Regions from separate parts of the Homo sapiens genome. Here region 2 is linked to region 1. A link is an interaction called in ENCODE POLR2A ChIA-PET data of the cell type or tissue named here. Cell type or tissue: MCF 10A. All regions are shown on one strand. Each heading gives the region's core, and the rest is flanking DNA. Links, peaks and the distances in the headings are about the cores only. Region 1 has its middle 5.8 kb from the start of NIPSNAP1. Region 2 has its middle 13 kb from the start of LINC01521.

The links. ChIA-PET counts read pairs that join two places held together with the same protein. Peaks named below come from ENCODE experiments on the same cell type or tissue, not always from the same donor. Only the 100,000 strongest peaks of a DNase experiment are listed, where the experiment ranks them.
Region 2: POLR2A ChIA-PET joins it to region 1 with 5 read pairs; 3 of 35 experiments call an interaction of 5 or more read pairs at or near these places.

Annotation. Positions count from the first base shown.
Region 1 is chr22:29,584,034-29,589,712 of GRCh38, reverse strand. No RefSeq gene overlaps it. Among named protein-coding and RNA genes, the nearest start is that of NIPSNAP1, 5.8 kb to the right of the region's middle. In MCF 10A, for the core only: no CTCF peak of the experiment used is centred there; a DNase peak (open chromatin) is centred at 1,552.
Region 2 is chr22:31,355,244-31,364,716 of GRCh38, reverse strand. No RefSeq gene overlaps it. Among named protein-coding and RNA genes, the nearest start is that of LINC01521, 13 kb to the right of the region's middle. In MCF 10A, for the core only: no CTCF peak of the experiment used is centred there; no DNase peak of the experiment used is centred there.

The sequences.
Region 1 (5,679 bases), core at 1-4,000:
TCATGATCCACCCGCCTCGGCCTCCCAAAGTGCTGGGATTACAGGCGTGAGCCACCGCGCCCGGCCTTTGTTCATTTTTTTTTTGAGTCAGAGTCTCGCTCTGTTGCCCAGGCTGGAGTACAGTGGCATGATCTCGGCTCACTGCAACCTCTGCCTCCATCTCGGCTCACTGCAACCTCTGCCTCCTGGGTTCAAGCGATTCTCCTGCCTCAGCCTCCTGAGTAGCTGGGATTACGGGCGCACACCACCACACCTGGCTAATTTTTGTATTTTTAGTAGAGATGGAGTTTCACCATGTTAGTCAGGCTGGTCTTGAACTGCTGACCTCAAGTGATCCACCTGCCTTAGCCTCCCAAAGTGCTGGGATTACAGGCGTGAGCCACCTCGCCTGGCCTGTTAATGTTTTTATGTGGCACTCTGTCAAAGGCACATGATTCATATCTGTATATGATGCATAGTCCAGAAAGGCTGGGACTTAGCTCTGTGGCTCTTGCCCCAGGTGAGACATAAAAGCTTTCTTGTCCCTTTCCCTCCTGTTTGGGGTCCCATAAGAACTGAAGGGTACAGTTCTCAGACAGCAGTTGGGTCTGAGCATAAAAGCCCATTAATAAGGAGCAGGTGACACTGCCACAGCTGGGTAATTTGTCTCTTTGCTCGTCTGCAGCCCATTTGGTGATGATCTATTTGTCTGAGGGAATGGATGATGGCAGGTTTGTCAATATTTTACACTTATGAACCTGCCTGTTCTTCTCTGCCTGGCTCTGCCCAACTGTCTTTGTCCCTGGCTCCTCTCATTTCGTTTTGCAGATTGGATAACGGACTTCGGCAAAGAGTTATGAAGGTGGATTCCATGAGGGCAGCTTTGGGAAGGGAAGAGGGCAGGAGAGGAGGGGTCGGCTCTCTGCAGGGAGAGGAGGGGTGGGTGGGAGACATGTTCAGGAGAAAAAGATGTCACAGACATAGTGGTGGGCAGAAAGGAACTTCAGAGAGAGAGAGATCCTAGGACAGAGGACAGTGGGGACTCTGGGGAGGCCTTGTAGAAGACAGCTTGAAGAACTGAGTCCAACCCTAATAATTAAGTTGGGCCTAGTACAAAAGCTAATTGTGCTAGCCAGCCTCCAGGATGTCCCACGTGACTCTCGCATGTTGATATTTACACCTATTGGTTAGACATGCAGCCCTGCTCACGTATTGATATTTATATTCTGAGCATGGATGGCGCATGCCTGCAGTCCTAGTGACTCAGGAGGCTGAGTCAGGGGGACTGCTTGAGCCCAGGAGTTGGAGACTTCAGTGAGCTATGATTGTGCCACTGCACTCCAGCCTGGGCAACAGAACAAGACCCTGACTCCTGCAGAGGAGGGCTCCATGTCCAACCAATGGGATGTACAAAAACGACAGTGTGACTTCCAAGGTCAGATCACAAAAGTCCTTGAAGGTTTCACCTTACTGGATCACTTGCTCTGGGGGAAGCCAGCCGCCATGTGGTGAAGACACTCAAGCAGCCCTCTGGAGAAGCCCATGTAGCAAGGAACTGAGGTCTCCTGCCAACTACCAGCGCTAACTTGCCAGGCATGTGAATGACTCACCGTGGAAGGGGATTCTCCAGCCTTGGTCAAGTCTTCAGATGACTACTAACCCAAGCCAATATCTTGATTACAGCCTTGTGAGACCCCCAGAGAAGGAACCGCCCCAGCTAACCACCCACTCCAGAATTCCTGACCCTCAGGAACTGTGTGAGATCATAAATGCTGATTGTTTCAAGCTGCTAAGATTTGGGGTAATTTATTCCATAGTAATTGGAAATTGTCTAAATCTCTATTTGTGGAATTTTTCTTTTTTTCTTTTTTTTTTTTTTAAAGACAAGATCTCCCTCTGTTGCCCAGGCTGGAGTGGCATGGCATGATCATGGCTCACTGAAGCCTTGACTTCTTGGGCTTAGGCAATACTCTGGCCTCAGCCTCCCGAGTAGCTGGGACTACAGGCACACACCACCAGCTAATATTTTAAAATTATTTTTATAGAGATGGGGTCTTCCTATGTTACCCAGGCTGGTCTTAAACTCTGGCCTCAAGTGATCCTCCTGCCTCAGCTTCCCAAAGTGCTGGGATTATAGGTGTGAGCTACTGTGCTCAGCCACATTTTTACTGGTGGAATTTTTTTTTTTTTTTTTTTTTTGGAGACAGGGTCTGACTCTGTCACCCAGGCTGGAGTGCAGTGATATGATATTGGCTTACTGCAACCTCCGCCTCCTGGATTCAAGCCATCCTCCCACCTCAGCCTCCTGAATTGCTGGGACTACAGGTGTGCACCACCACACCCAGTTAATGTTTGCATTTTTTGTAGAGATGGGGTTTTGTCATGTTGCCCAGGTTGGTCTCGAACTCCTGAGCTCAAAGCTATCTGCCCACCTCGGCCTCCCAAAGTGGGATTACAGGCATGAGCTATCCCACCCGGCCTATTGATGGAATTTTATCCTAACTGGTTTGCTGACCAGAATACAGCAACTGGTTTGCTACACAGAATGAATGGTCTGTGGGTAAGGACAGTTCACATCAGGTGCCCAGTTAACCAGCATTGTATGTCACTGAGTGCCACAAAGAGAGCCCAGTTCCACCCTCACTCTTTTTTTTTCTTTTTCTTTTTTTTTTTTTTTTGAGATGGAGTTTTGCTCTTGTTGCCCAGGCCGGAGTGCAATAGCGCACTCTGGGCTCACCACAACCTCCGCCTCCCAGGTTCAAGCGATTCTCCTGCCTCAGCTTCTCGAGTAGCTGGGATTACAGGCACGTGCCACCATGCCCAGCTAATTTTGTAGTTTTAGTAGAGACGGGGTTTCTCCACATTGGTCAGGCTAGTCTCGAACTCCTGACCTCAGGTGATCTGCCCACCTTGGCCTCCCAAAGTGCTGGAATTACAGGCGTGAGCCACCGTGCCCGGCATACCCCTTTTCTTTTAGAGTGAACGTCTTGTTCTGTTGTTCAGGCTGGAGTGCAGTGGCATGACCATAGCTCACTGCAGCCTCCAACTCCTGGGCTCAAGCAGTGCTCCCACCTCAGCCTCCTGAATAGCTGGGACTACAGGCACACATTACCATACCCAGTTCATTTTTAAAAATTTTTAGTAGAGACAAGGGTCTCACTATGTTGCCCAGGTTGGTCTTGAAATCCTGGCCTCAAGTAATCCTCCTGCCTGGGCCTCCCAGTGTGCTGCGATTACATGTGTGAGCCACTGAGCTTGGACCCCATCCCTGCTCTCTTTCTTCCTTTCCTTTTCCTTTTCCTTTCCTTTCTGTCTTTCTTTCTTTTGTTTTTTTGTTTTGTTTTGTTTTTTTGACACGGAGTCTTGCTGTGTTGCCCAGGCTGGAGTGTAGTGGCATGATCTTGGCTCATTGCAACCTCCACCTCCTAGGTTCAACTGATTATCCTGCCTCAGCCTCCCGAGTAGCTGGGACCACAGGCACCTGCCACCACACCCGGCTAATTTTTGTATTTTTGGTAGAGATGAGGTTTCACCACATTGGCCAGGCTGGCCTTGAACTCCTGACCTCAGGTGATCCACCCACCTCGGCCTCCCAAAGTGCTGGGATTACAGGCGTGAGCTACCTCGCCCAGACCCCAGCTCCCTTTCAAGGAGGGTAAATAGGGCCAGGCACGGTGGCTCACGCCTGTAATCCCAGCACTTTGGGAGGCCAAGGCGGGCGGATCACGAGGTCAGGAGATCGAGACCATCCTGGCTAACACAGTGAAACCCCGTCTCTACTAAAAATACAAAAAAAAATTAGCTGGGCGTGGTGGTGGGCACCTGTAGTCCCAGCTAGACGGGAGGCTGAGGTAGGAGAATGGCCTGAACCTGGGAGGCAGAGCTTGCAGTGAGCCGAGATTGCGCCACTACACTCCAGCCTGGGCAACAGAGCGAGACTCCATCTCAAAAAAAAAAAAAAAAAAAAAAAAAAGGAGGGTAAATAGATTTAGTTAAGCAAGGAAAAGATTCTGGGATGGAGTGGGTATATCTCCTGGGGAGAGAACTAGGGCCGTAATTGGGGTGACCAAAGGTTCTGGCTTGTCCAGGACTGAGGGGTTTTCTGGGATGGAGGACTTTCAGTGCTAAAACTGAGAAAGTCCAGGATAAACTGGGATATGTGGTTGCCCTAGCTGAGGTGGGAGTAGGGGCCTTGAGGTTGCCCTTCTAGTCAGCGGCCACACTGTGGTTCATGTGGGTTGGGGAGGGATGCCCATATCCCATCTCTCCCAGGCAGGGGTGGAAGCATGCTCCCAGCACCACCTTTTTTCACCCTCCTGCCCTATTTGGCTGGACAGAGATGGAAAACCCTTCTTAGAAATGCTAAGACCCACAGGAGGAGGCTGCAGGTCAGTCCTCCCTCATTCTCCTCACCTGGGAGGCAGTGTGAGGCAGCCAGGAATGCCAAGGCTTTGGTGAGAGCCTCTCACCCTAAACCACCAAGGCCGGCTCCTCCCTGTCCTTGGGTCCAGCTTGCTGTGGCCTGACTGCCAAATGCCCTCTACCACATAGCCAACGTGCTGCTACTCGGCCTCTGTTGACACAATTCAATGACATGCCACCAAGGCAGCCCATTCCATTGTTAGAAAATTATTCCAGCCAGGTGCGGTGGCTCACACTTGTAATTCCAGCACTTTGGGAGGCTGAGGTGGGTGGATCATTTGAGGTCAGGAGTTCAAGACCGGCCTGGCCAATGTGGTGAAATCCCATCTCTACTAAAAATACAAAAATTAGCTGGATGTGGTAATGCAAGCCTGTAATCCCAGCTATGCGGGAGGCTAAAGCAGGATAATCGCTTGAGCCTAGGAGGTGGAGGTTGCAGTGAGCTGAGATCACGCCATTGCACTCCAGCCTGGGCGACAGAGTGAGACCCTGTCTCAAAAAAAAAAAAAAAAAAAAGAGAAACAAAATTATTCCTGTACTGAATGAGAGGCTGCCATCACATAATCTCCACCCATTCATTATATTCAACTGTGCTTTCTTCCTGGAAGAGCCCTCAACACACACCCCTCATTTTTTTTTTTTTTTTTTTTTTTTTGAGACAGAGTATTGCTGTCACCCAGGCTGGAGTGCAGTGGCACAATCTCCACTCACTGCAACCTCTGCCTCCTGGGATCAAGCCATTCTCATACTTCAGCCTCCAGAGTAGCTGGGACCACAGGTGTGGCTACCATGACTGGCTAACTTTTTGTATTTTTAATAGAGATCGGGTTTTGCCATGTTGGCCAGACTGGTCTCAAACTCTTGGCCTTAATTGATCCACCTGCCTCGGCCTCCCAAAGTGCTGGGATTACAGGCGTGAGCCACCGCGCCTGGCCTCTGGCAGCCCCTTCACATACTGAGTACACATTGCTTCCTCTGAGTTTCCGCTGGTCCTTCCCTCTCTCCTGGCAGACTCCTACTCATCCTTTGAAGCTCAGGTCCAAAGTCAGGTTGGCGGAGGTGGTCACTTCCACCACTCCACAGTCAGTCTGCCACGCTGGGTTCCTAAGGAAAGAGCTGCTCCCACCACATGACACCATTTGCTGTGCTTCCATCAACCCACCTGGGTTTTTCCTGAGTGGCTTTGACTGGGGACTCTGCTAAGATCATACTGACTTTGATTTTTTTTTTTTTTTCGAGATGGAATCTCTATCACCCAGGCTGGAGTGCAGTGGCGCG
Region 2 (9,473 bases), core at 3,302-7,301, 1.8 Mb before region 1:
CCAGGATGGTCTCGATCTCCTGACCTCGTGATCCGCCCCCCTCGGCCTCCCAAAGCGCTGGGATTACAGGCGTGAGCCACCGCGCCTGGCCTTTTTTATTTTTTGGAAGAGAAATATGTAGGGAAAGGGAATTGCCCCAGGTGTAGCAGCAAGAATTACAAAATAGATTTATGTATCTTGAAAAAGGCCCAAAGTCAGGAGCTGGCAATTGACAAAGCTAGGATTTGAACCCAGGCCTGTCCAGCTCCTAGGGGCTCACAGTAACCACTGGCCCTTTTGCAGGAATCTGGGTTCTCTAGGACTTGGGGCAGGCCACTTTCTCCTCTGGGTCTATAAAATGGAGAAATTCAACTAGATGATACTTCAGCCTCTGTCCATGATTACTTGCTGTGGATCCAAGTTCTGATTCACTGCAATTTATTTGTCAGCCACCTGGGTCTGCTGGACCGGATAAGCCTGCCAAGGGTGGGGGACTCTGCTGAGGTTTCTAGGAATTGCTAAGAGAACTCAGAGTTTCTGGAGGCTATAGGCAACTTGTGCTGAGGCCCAGGCCCCATCTCAGAGCACTCCTCTCGTGGAGGTATGGCCTGCAGCCTCAAACTATTTGACCCTGCTGCCCAAGGTCATACATTACATCCCATCGGCAGAGAAGGGCCCACTTGGGAACACTGGGAGCAATTTCCAGGCACATAAAATGGCAAATGGCTAGTCAGAGGACTCCTCCAAGTACAGCCACTCCAGGGGTGATAAACTGGGGACTGGCAGCCCACTCTGGCCCACTGGCCTGCTCCACTTGACCAGCATAATGTTTATGGGAAATTTTAGACTAGTTGCCAAACATTTAAAAATGGATTTCCAGATTCTTGTGAAAAACCAGAAAACCTGATGGCACTAGGCCCTCATTCCCGTGACTGGCTTGTCAAAGGAAAATACAAATCTTCGGACCCCGAAATCACTAGGCCAAAAGGAAAGCCAAGCTGGGGCCAGGCATAGTGGCTTACGCCTGTAATCCCAGCACTTTGGGAGGCCAAGTTCAAGATCAGCCTGACCAACAGGTTTAGTAGAAACCCTGTCTCTACTAAAAATACAAAAATTAGGTGGGCATGGTGGCGGGTGCCTATAATCCCAGCTATTTGAGAGGCTGAGGCAGGAGAATCGCTTGAACCCAGGAGGTGGAGGTTGCAGTGAGCCGAGATCGCGCCACTGCACTCCAGCCTGGGGAACAAGAGCAAAACTCCATCTCAAAAAGAAAAAAAAAGAAAAGTCAAGCTGGGTACTATGTCAGGCAAACCTACTTCCAACTTTATTCCTAAATAAGATAGCTACAAAGATACAAAAAAGCTACATACCTCCCGCCGCACAATTTGCCCATAAGGAAATTTCTTGTGAGCCTCAAGATCTTTACCTCCTGACTTTGGGCCTTTTTCAAGATAAATAAATCTGTTCTGTAATTCTTGCTGCTACACCTGGGGCAATTCCCTTTCCCTACATCTTTTTTTTTTTTTTTTTTTTTTTGATATGCTGTCTTGCTCTCTCACCCAGGCTGGAGTGCAGTGGCGTGGTCTCAGCTCACTACCAGCTCCGCCTCCTGGGTTCACGCCATTCTCCTGCCTCAGCCTCCTGAGTAGCTGGGACTACAGGCGCCCGCCACCACGCCCAGCTAATTTTTTCTGTTTTTTAGTAGAGACGGGGTTTCACCGTGTTAGCCAGGATGGTCTCGGTCTCTTGACCTCGTGATCCATCCACCTCAGCCTCCCAAAGTGCTGGGATTACAGGCGTGAGCCACCCCCACCCCCCGGCCCCTTTCCCTATATCTTTAGTTCAACAGAACTAAATCAGTTCTGTTGAATTTCACCTGGCAATGTAAAGAGATAGCTTATCTTCACAGGTGCCAGACAGAAAGTCATCCCTTTGCTCACCTGAGACAAATGCATATCTGATTGCTTCCTCTGCCCTACTGTTTATGTAAAAATGCAGATTCACTGAGCCAAACTAAATTGTGGATTCAGGGAAAAGCTGATCAAGGATTCAAAATAATGCAACCCTTTGGAGCCGGGCATGGTGTCTCACACCTGTAATCCCAGCACTTTGGCAGGCCACTGCAGGCAGATCACCTGAGTCCAGGAGTTCAAAACCAGCCTGGCCAACATGGAGAAACCCCGTCTCTCTACTAAAAATGCAAATTAGCTGGGTGTGGTGGCACGCGCCTGTAGTCTCAGATACTTGGGAGGTTGAGGCAGCGGGATCACTTGAACCCAGGAGGCAGAGGTGGCAGTGAGTGGAGATCGAGCCACTGCACTCCAGCCTGGGTGACACAGTGAGACTCTCTCAAAAAAAAAAAAAAAAAAATAGAATGCAACCCTTTGTCTCTCTTATCTACCTATGACCTGGAAGCCCCTCCTTCCAGTTGTCCTGCCTTTCCAGAATGAACCAATGTACATATACACATATTGATTGATGTCTCATGTCTCCCTAAAATGCATAAAAGCAAACTGCACCCCAACCACCTTGGGCACATGTCTTCAGGACCTCCTGAGGCTGTGTCATGGGCACGTCCTTAACCTTGGCAAAATGAACTTTCTAAATTGATTGAGATCTAAATCAGATACTTCTGGGTTCACAGGCTGGACTCTGGCTGCCCCCCTTTTTTTGTAGAGACAAGGGGCTCTCTATGTTGTCCAGGCTGGTCTCCAACTCCTGGGCTCCCTCCTGGGCCTCCTACAGTGCTGGGACTACAGGCCTGAGCTGCTGTGTCCAGCCTGTTTTCCCCTTTGCTGTGGTGCCTTCTTCAGCCCTGTAGTTCCCATTTGTGCCACACATCTCACCAAGTTACCCTGGCCCTTAGAAACACCTGAGTTTGAGACTCCTAATTTAGATCAATTCCCTTGTTTTACAGATGAGGAAACTGAATCATGGAGAAAGGAGGGGACTTAACTAGGGTCACAAAGACTGGAGACTTTGCTGGGCGTGGTGGCTCACGCCTGTAATTATCGCATTTTGGGAGGCTGAGGCGGGAGGATTGTTTGAGACCAGGAGTTCAAGACCAACCTGAGCAATATGGTGAGACCCTCTCTCTACAAAATAAATAAATAAATAAAAAATATAGTCAGGCATGGTGGCTCATGCCTGTAATCCTAGCACTTTGGGAGGCTGAGGTGAGTGGATCACTGGAGACCAGGAGTTTCAGACCAACCTGGCCAACATGGCGAAACCCCGTCTCCACTAAAAATACAAAAATTAGCCAGGCATGGTGGTGTATGCCTGTAGTCCCAGCTACTTGGGAGGCTGACGCATGCGAATCACTTGAGCCCAGGAGGTTGAGGCTCCAGCAAACTGAGATTGCACCATTGCACTCCAGCCTGGGCAACAGAGCAAGACTCTGTCTCAAAAAAAAAAAAAAAAAATTCAATGGTTAAAGGGTACAAAAAAATAGGATGAATAAAATCTATTTGATAACATAATAGGGTGACTATAGTCAATAATAACTTAATTGTACTTTTAAAAATAAAGAGTGTAACTGGATTGTTTGTATCTCAAAGGATAAATGCTTGAGGGGATGAATACCCCATTCTCCATGATGTGCTTATTTCACATTGGATGCCTGTATCAAAACATCTCATGTACCTGTAAATATATATACCTACTATGTACCACAATAATTTAAAAAAAATAAATAATTATTTGAGCTGGTAAGAATGATAAGAGCATAACAAAGCAAAAACTGAAGACTCCAGCTGTGTCCCAAGTCCCAGTCCTGCAGTTTTGTTTTGTTTTCATTTTTTTTTTTTTTTTCTGAGACGGAGTCTTACTCCCAGGCTGGAGTACAGTGGCTCGATCTCACCTCACTGAAACTTCCACCTCCCAGATCCAAACAATTCTCCTGCCTCAGCCTCCTAAGTAGCTGGGATTATAGGCACATGCCACCACGCTCGGCTAATTTTTGTATTTTTAGTAGAGACGGGTTTTCACCATGTTGGCCAGGCTGGTCTCGAACTCCTGGCTTCAAGTGATCCACCCTCCTCGGCGTCCCAAAGTGCTGGGATTACACGCATGAGCCACCACGCCTGGGCAGCCCTGCATTTCTTTTAGAGCACATGCCAGGAACCAGAAAACTAGGAATCCTTGTTCCTGATATGAAGGTTGAGAGCCGTCTTATGCGAAGTGCCTCACATAGAATAATATGTACCTCATATAGCACTTCCGATTGGGCTGGTGCCTCTAGAATCTTTTGTAACCTATCACTTCCTCCCCACCCTCACCCCAAGGGATTGTAACACACACACAGGTTTGGGAATCACCTGGCATTGAATATATTACATTCTCACCTAGAAAGATCCAGCTGTCAGAAAAGAAATACCCCAGGGCCTTTCTTCTTCACCAGTCAGAATTTTATTGTGGCATCCTGTAGGAAGCCTGCCCCCATGCCCCAGGCTAGGTCCTATCATATTTAATATGACTTCTGTAATTCCTGTGCTTCTTTCATCACAGCATTTAACACTGAATTGCAAACAACAACAAATAGCTGTCACTGATTAAGCATTTACGATGTGCATAATAATATTCTCATTCATTTCTATAAGAACCCCTTAGGCACCAGGCTTGGTGGCTGGCTGACTCCTGTAATCCTAACATTTTGAGAAGCCTAGGCAGGAGGATCACTTGAGCCTAGGAATTTGAAACCAGCCTGAGCAACTTAGTGAAACTCCATCTCTACAAAAAAAAAAAAAAAAAAAAAAATTTTTTACTGGGTGTGGAGCCACATGCCTATGGTCCCAGCTACTTGGGAGGCTCAGGCAGGAGGACTGCTTGAGCTAAGGAGGATGAGGCTGCAGTGAGCTGTAATCATGACATTGCACTCCAGCCTGGGTGACAGAGTGAGACCCTCCCTCAAATAAAGAACCTCTTAGGTTCTGGGCTGTTAAGTAAATTTGCCCCAAATTACAAAGCTGGAAGTGGGTTCAGAACCAAGCTCCACCTCAGTTGATAGAATTTGATTTTCAGGCCAGACTCGGTGGCTCATGCCTGTAATTTCCCACACTTTGGGAGGCTGAGGTGTGCAGATCACTTGAGGTCAGGGGTTCAAGACCAGCCTGGACAACATGGCAAAACCATGTCTCTACTAAAAATGGAAGACTTAGCCAGGAATGGTGCTGCATGCCTGTAATCCCAGCAACTTGGGAGGCTGAGGCACAAGAATTGCTTGAACCCGGGAGGCAGAGGTTGCAGTGAGCTGAGATCACTCCACAGCACTCCAGCCTGGGTGACAGAGCGCAACTCTGTCTCAAAAAAAAAGGAAAGAAAAGAAAAGAAAAAAGAAAGAAAGAAAAAGAAAAGAAATTGATTTTCAGAGACAAGTGAGGCCCCAAACCTTGAGGATGCAGGCTGACTCTATCACCTTGACTCTCCAGGTTCTTCACATGAATCTTGCAAAGTCAGGTCTGCACAGGAGGGAGCTGGGGAGTCAACCCAGGAGGGAATCTCAAGGGGCTTGGAAGTGTTTTTGTGAATGTGGACTGTGGACTGCAACCTTCTGCTTGTATCTCCACCTACCCCTCACTCTAGCCTGGACCTGAGACAGATGACAATAAAACACTCCAAATTCCTGAGCTGGAATGGACCTGAGGCTCATTTAGCTAATAATTCTTTTTTTTTTTTCACTCTGTCACCCAGGCTGGAGTGCAGTGCAGTGGTTCAAACACAGTACACTGCAGCCTCAACCTCCTGGGCTGAAGCCATTCTCCTGGCTCAGCCTTTCGAGTAGCTGGGACCACAAGCTCATGCCTCCTTGCCTGGCTAATTAACAAAAAAATTTTTTTGTAGCCACACGGTCTTGCCATATTGCCCAGGCTGATCTTGAACTCCTGGGCTCAAGCAATCCTCTTGTCTTAGCCTCCCAAAATGCTGGGATTACAGGTGTGAGCCACCACACTCGGCTATGATTCTTCTTTTTATTTATTTATTTTTATTTTTTTGAGATGGAGTCTGTTGCCCAGACTGGAGTGCAATGGCACGATCTCGGCTCCCTGCAAGCTCCGCCTCCTGGGTTCACGCCATTCTCCTGTCTCAGCCTCCCAAGTAGCTGGGACTACAGGCGCCCGCCACCACACCCAGCTAATTTTTTGTGTTTTTAGTAGAGATGGGGTTTCACCATGTTAGCCAGGATGGTCTCGATCTCCTGACCTTGTGATCTGCCCCCCTCGGCCTCCCAAAGTGCTGGGATTACAGGGGTGAGCCACCGTGCCCGGCCCCGATTCTTCTTTTTATTTATTTATTTGAAACAGAGTCTTCGTCTGTCACCCAGGCTGGAGTGCAGTGGCGCAATCTTAGCTCACGGCAACCTCTGCCTCCTGGGTTCAAGCGATTCTCGTGCCTCAGCCTCCCGAGTAGCTGGGACTACAGGCACGCACCATCACACCCAGCTAATATATATATATATTTTTTTTTAGTAGAGGCTGGGTTTTGTCATGTTGGCCAGGCTGGTCTCGAACTCCTGGCCTTAAGTGATCTGCCCCACCCTCAGCCTCCCAAAGTGTTGGGATTACGGGCATAAACCGCCATGGCCGGCTCATAATTCTTATTTTAAATCTAAATTTTGAATTTCAGAATACTGTTGTTTTAAGCTCCTTTCCCCCACCAATCTACTTACCTCCCACCTCCAGTAGAAAACGCCTCATAAAAGCAGCACTCGTCGCCCCACAAGCTGTCTTTCTCCATTTCTAGTCCAGCATATGAAATCAGATTATCATATTAAAGCTTCTGGTATGTATGATGTGCAAAGACGTTCTTCTCAGTGCTATCTATAATAGCAAAGAAAATGAAAAAGGACACAACCTAAGTGTTCCACAGGAGAAACCGTTAGAGAATCAAGATCAAGATACAACCAATCATCCAGTCGGGAAGCTTTGCAGCCCGTGAAAATAAGATTTCTTTAATATTTACTTATTTTATTTTTAATTTTTATGTAATGACTTGAAAGGTACTCATGATATTATGGGTTCTCTATGGCTTTTCTTTTCTTTTTTTTTTGAGGCAGAGTCTTGCTCTGTTGCCCAGGCTAGAGTGCAGTGGTGCGATCTCGGCTCACTGCAACCTCCGCCACTGGATTCAAGCGATTCTCTTTTCCTCAGCCTTCTGAGTAGCCGGTATTACAGGTGTGCGTCACCACACCTGGCTAATTTTTGTATTTTTAGTAGAGACGGGGTTTCATCATGTTGGTCAAGCTGGTCTTGAACTCCTGAACTCATGATCCACTCGCCTCAGCCTCCCAAAGTGCTGGGATCATAGGTGTGAGCCACCACGCCTGGCCTCTCTATTGCTTTTCAAATGACAAAAGTAACTAGTTGCGTTGTAAAAATAAAACACTATATAAGTGTTTTTGTTTTTGTTTTTGAGACAGAGATTCACTCTTGTTGCCCAGGCTGGAGTGCAATGGCACGATCTCGGCTCACTGCAATCTCTGCCTCTCAGGTTCAAGCGATTCTCTTGCCTCAGCCTCCCAGGTAGCTGGGTTTACAGGCATGTACCACCATGCCTGGCTGATTTTTGTATTTTTAGTAGAGACAGGGTTTCACTATGTTGGTCAGGCTTGTCTCGAGCTCCTGACCTCAGGTGGTCCACCCACCTTGGCCTCCAGAAGTGCTGGGATTACAGGTGTGAGCCATCGTGCCTGGCGCCTCTATTGCTTTTCAAATGACAAAAGTAACCATTTGCGTTGTAAAAATAAAATAAAACACTATGAAAGTGTTTAAGATAAAAAGTGAAAGTGGCCCCAAAACACACTTACCTACAGTCCCAGTGTTAATCTGCAACATATTCATAATATACTGCTTCATTTAAGAAGCAGGAGAGGGCAGGTGTGGTGGTGGGTGCCTGTAATCCCAGCTACTCACTTGGCTGAGGTAGGAGAATTGTTCAAGCCCACAAGTTCAGGTTGCAATGAGTTATGAACTCATCACTGCACTCTACCCTGGGCGATAAAGTGAGACACTCATTTCTTAATGTAAAAAAAAAAGCATATATTCATTAGTAGTATTTTTAACAACAGTGCATTGAAACTGAAAAAAAAAAGTCAAGATGAAAATATACCAACATTTGGCCAGGCACAGTGGCTCACGCCTGTAATCCCAGCACTTTGGGAAGCTGAGGCAGGTGGATCACCTGAGGTCAAGGAGTTCAAGACCAGCCTGACCAACATGGTGAAACCTCATCTCTACTAAAAATACAAAACTTAGCTGGGCATGGTGGCAGGCGGGAGGGTGAGGCAGGAGAATCACTTGGACCTGGGAGGTGGAGTTTGCAGTGAGCTGAGATGGCGCCGTTGCACTCACTCCAGCCTGGGCGACAAGAGCAAAACTCCATGAAAAGAAAAAAACAGAGAGAGAGAGAAAAAGGAGGAGGAGGAAAAAGAAGAAGAGGAAGAGGAAGAAGAAGGAGGAGGAGGAGAAGGAAGAAAGAGAGAAAGAAAGAAAGAAAGAAAGAAAAAAAGAAAGAAAAAGAAAGAAAGAAAGAAAGAAAGAAAGAAAAAGAAAGAAAGAAAGAATATACCAACATTTTAGTACTTCTATTTAAGTGGTGAGACACTATGGATAATTTATTATCGTTTCCTCTGCTTTGCCTCATTTTCCAAATTATATTTGATGGAGAAAATAAACATTAAAAAGAAAAATAAGGCTGGGCACAGTGGCTCACGCCTGTAATCCCAGCACATTGGGAGGCCAAGGCGGGCAGATGGCTTGAGCCCAGGAGTTTGAGACCAGCCTGAGCAACGTAATGAAATCTTTGTCTCTACAAAAAATACACAAATTAGCCGGGCGCAGTGGCACACGCCTGTAATCCCAGCACTTTGGGAAGCCGAGGCGGGCAGATCGCTTCAGCCTAGGAGTTTGAGACCAGCCTGGACAACATGGTAAAACCCCTCTACAAAAAGTATAAAAGTTAGCCAGGTGTGGTGGCTGACACCTGTGGTCCCAGTCACTCTGGAGGCTGAGGAGGGAGGATTGCTTGAGCCAAGGAGGTGGTAGAAGCTGCGGTGAACCGTGATGGCACCACCACACTCCAGCCTGGGTGACAGAGCAAGACCCTGTCTTTAACAAAAAATAAAAATAGGCTGGGCTTGTGCTCACGCTCACGCCTGTAATCCCAGCACTTTGGGAGGCAGAGGTGGGCAGATCACCTGAGCTTAGGAGTTGGAGACCAGCCTGGCCAACATGGTGAAACCCTGTCTCTATCAAAAATACGAAAATTAACCAGGCATGGTAGTGCACACCTGTAGTCTCAGCTACTCGGGAGGCTGAGGTGGGAGGATCGCTTGAGCCCCAGAGGCAGAGAATGCAGTGAGCTGAGATTGTGCCACTGCACTCCAGCCTGGTTGGCACAGCAAGACCCTGTCTCAAAAAATAATAAAAATAAAAACAGCTGGGTGCAGTGGCTCACGCCTGTAATCCCAGCACTTTGAGAGGCTGAGGTGGGTGGAT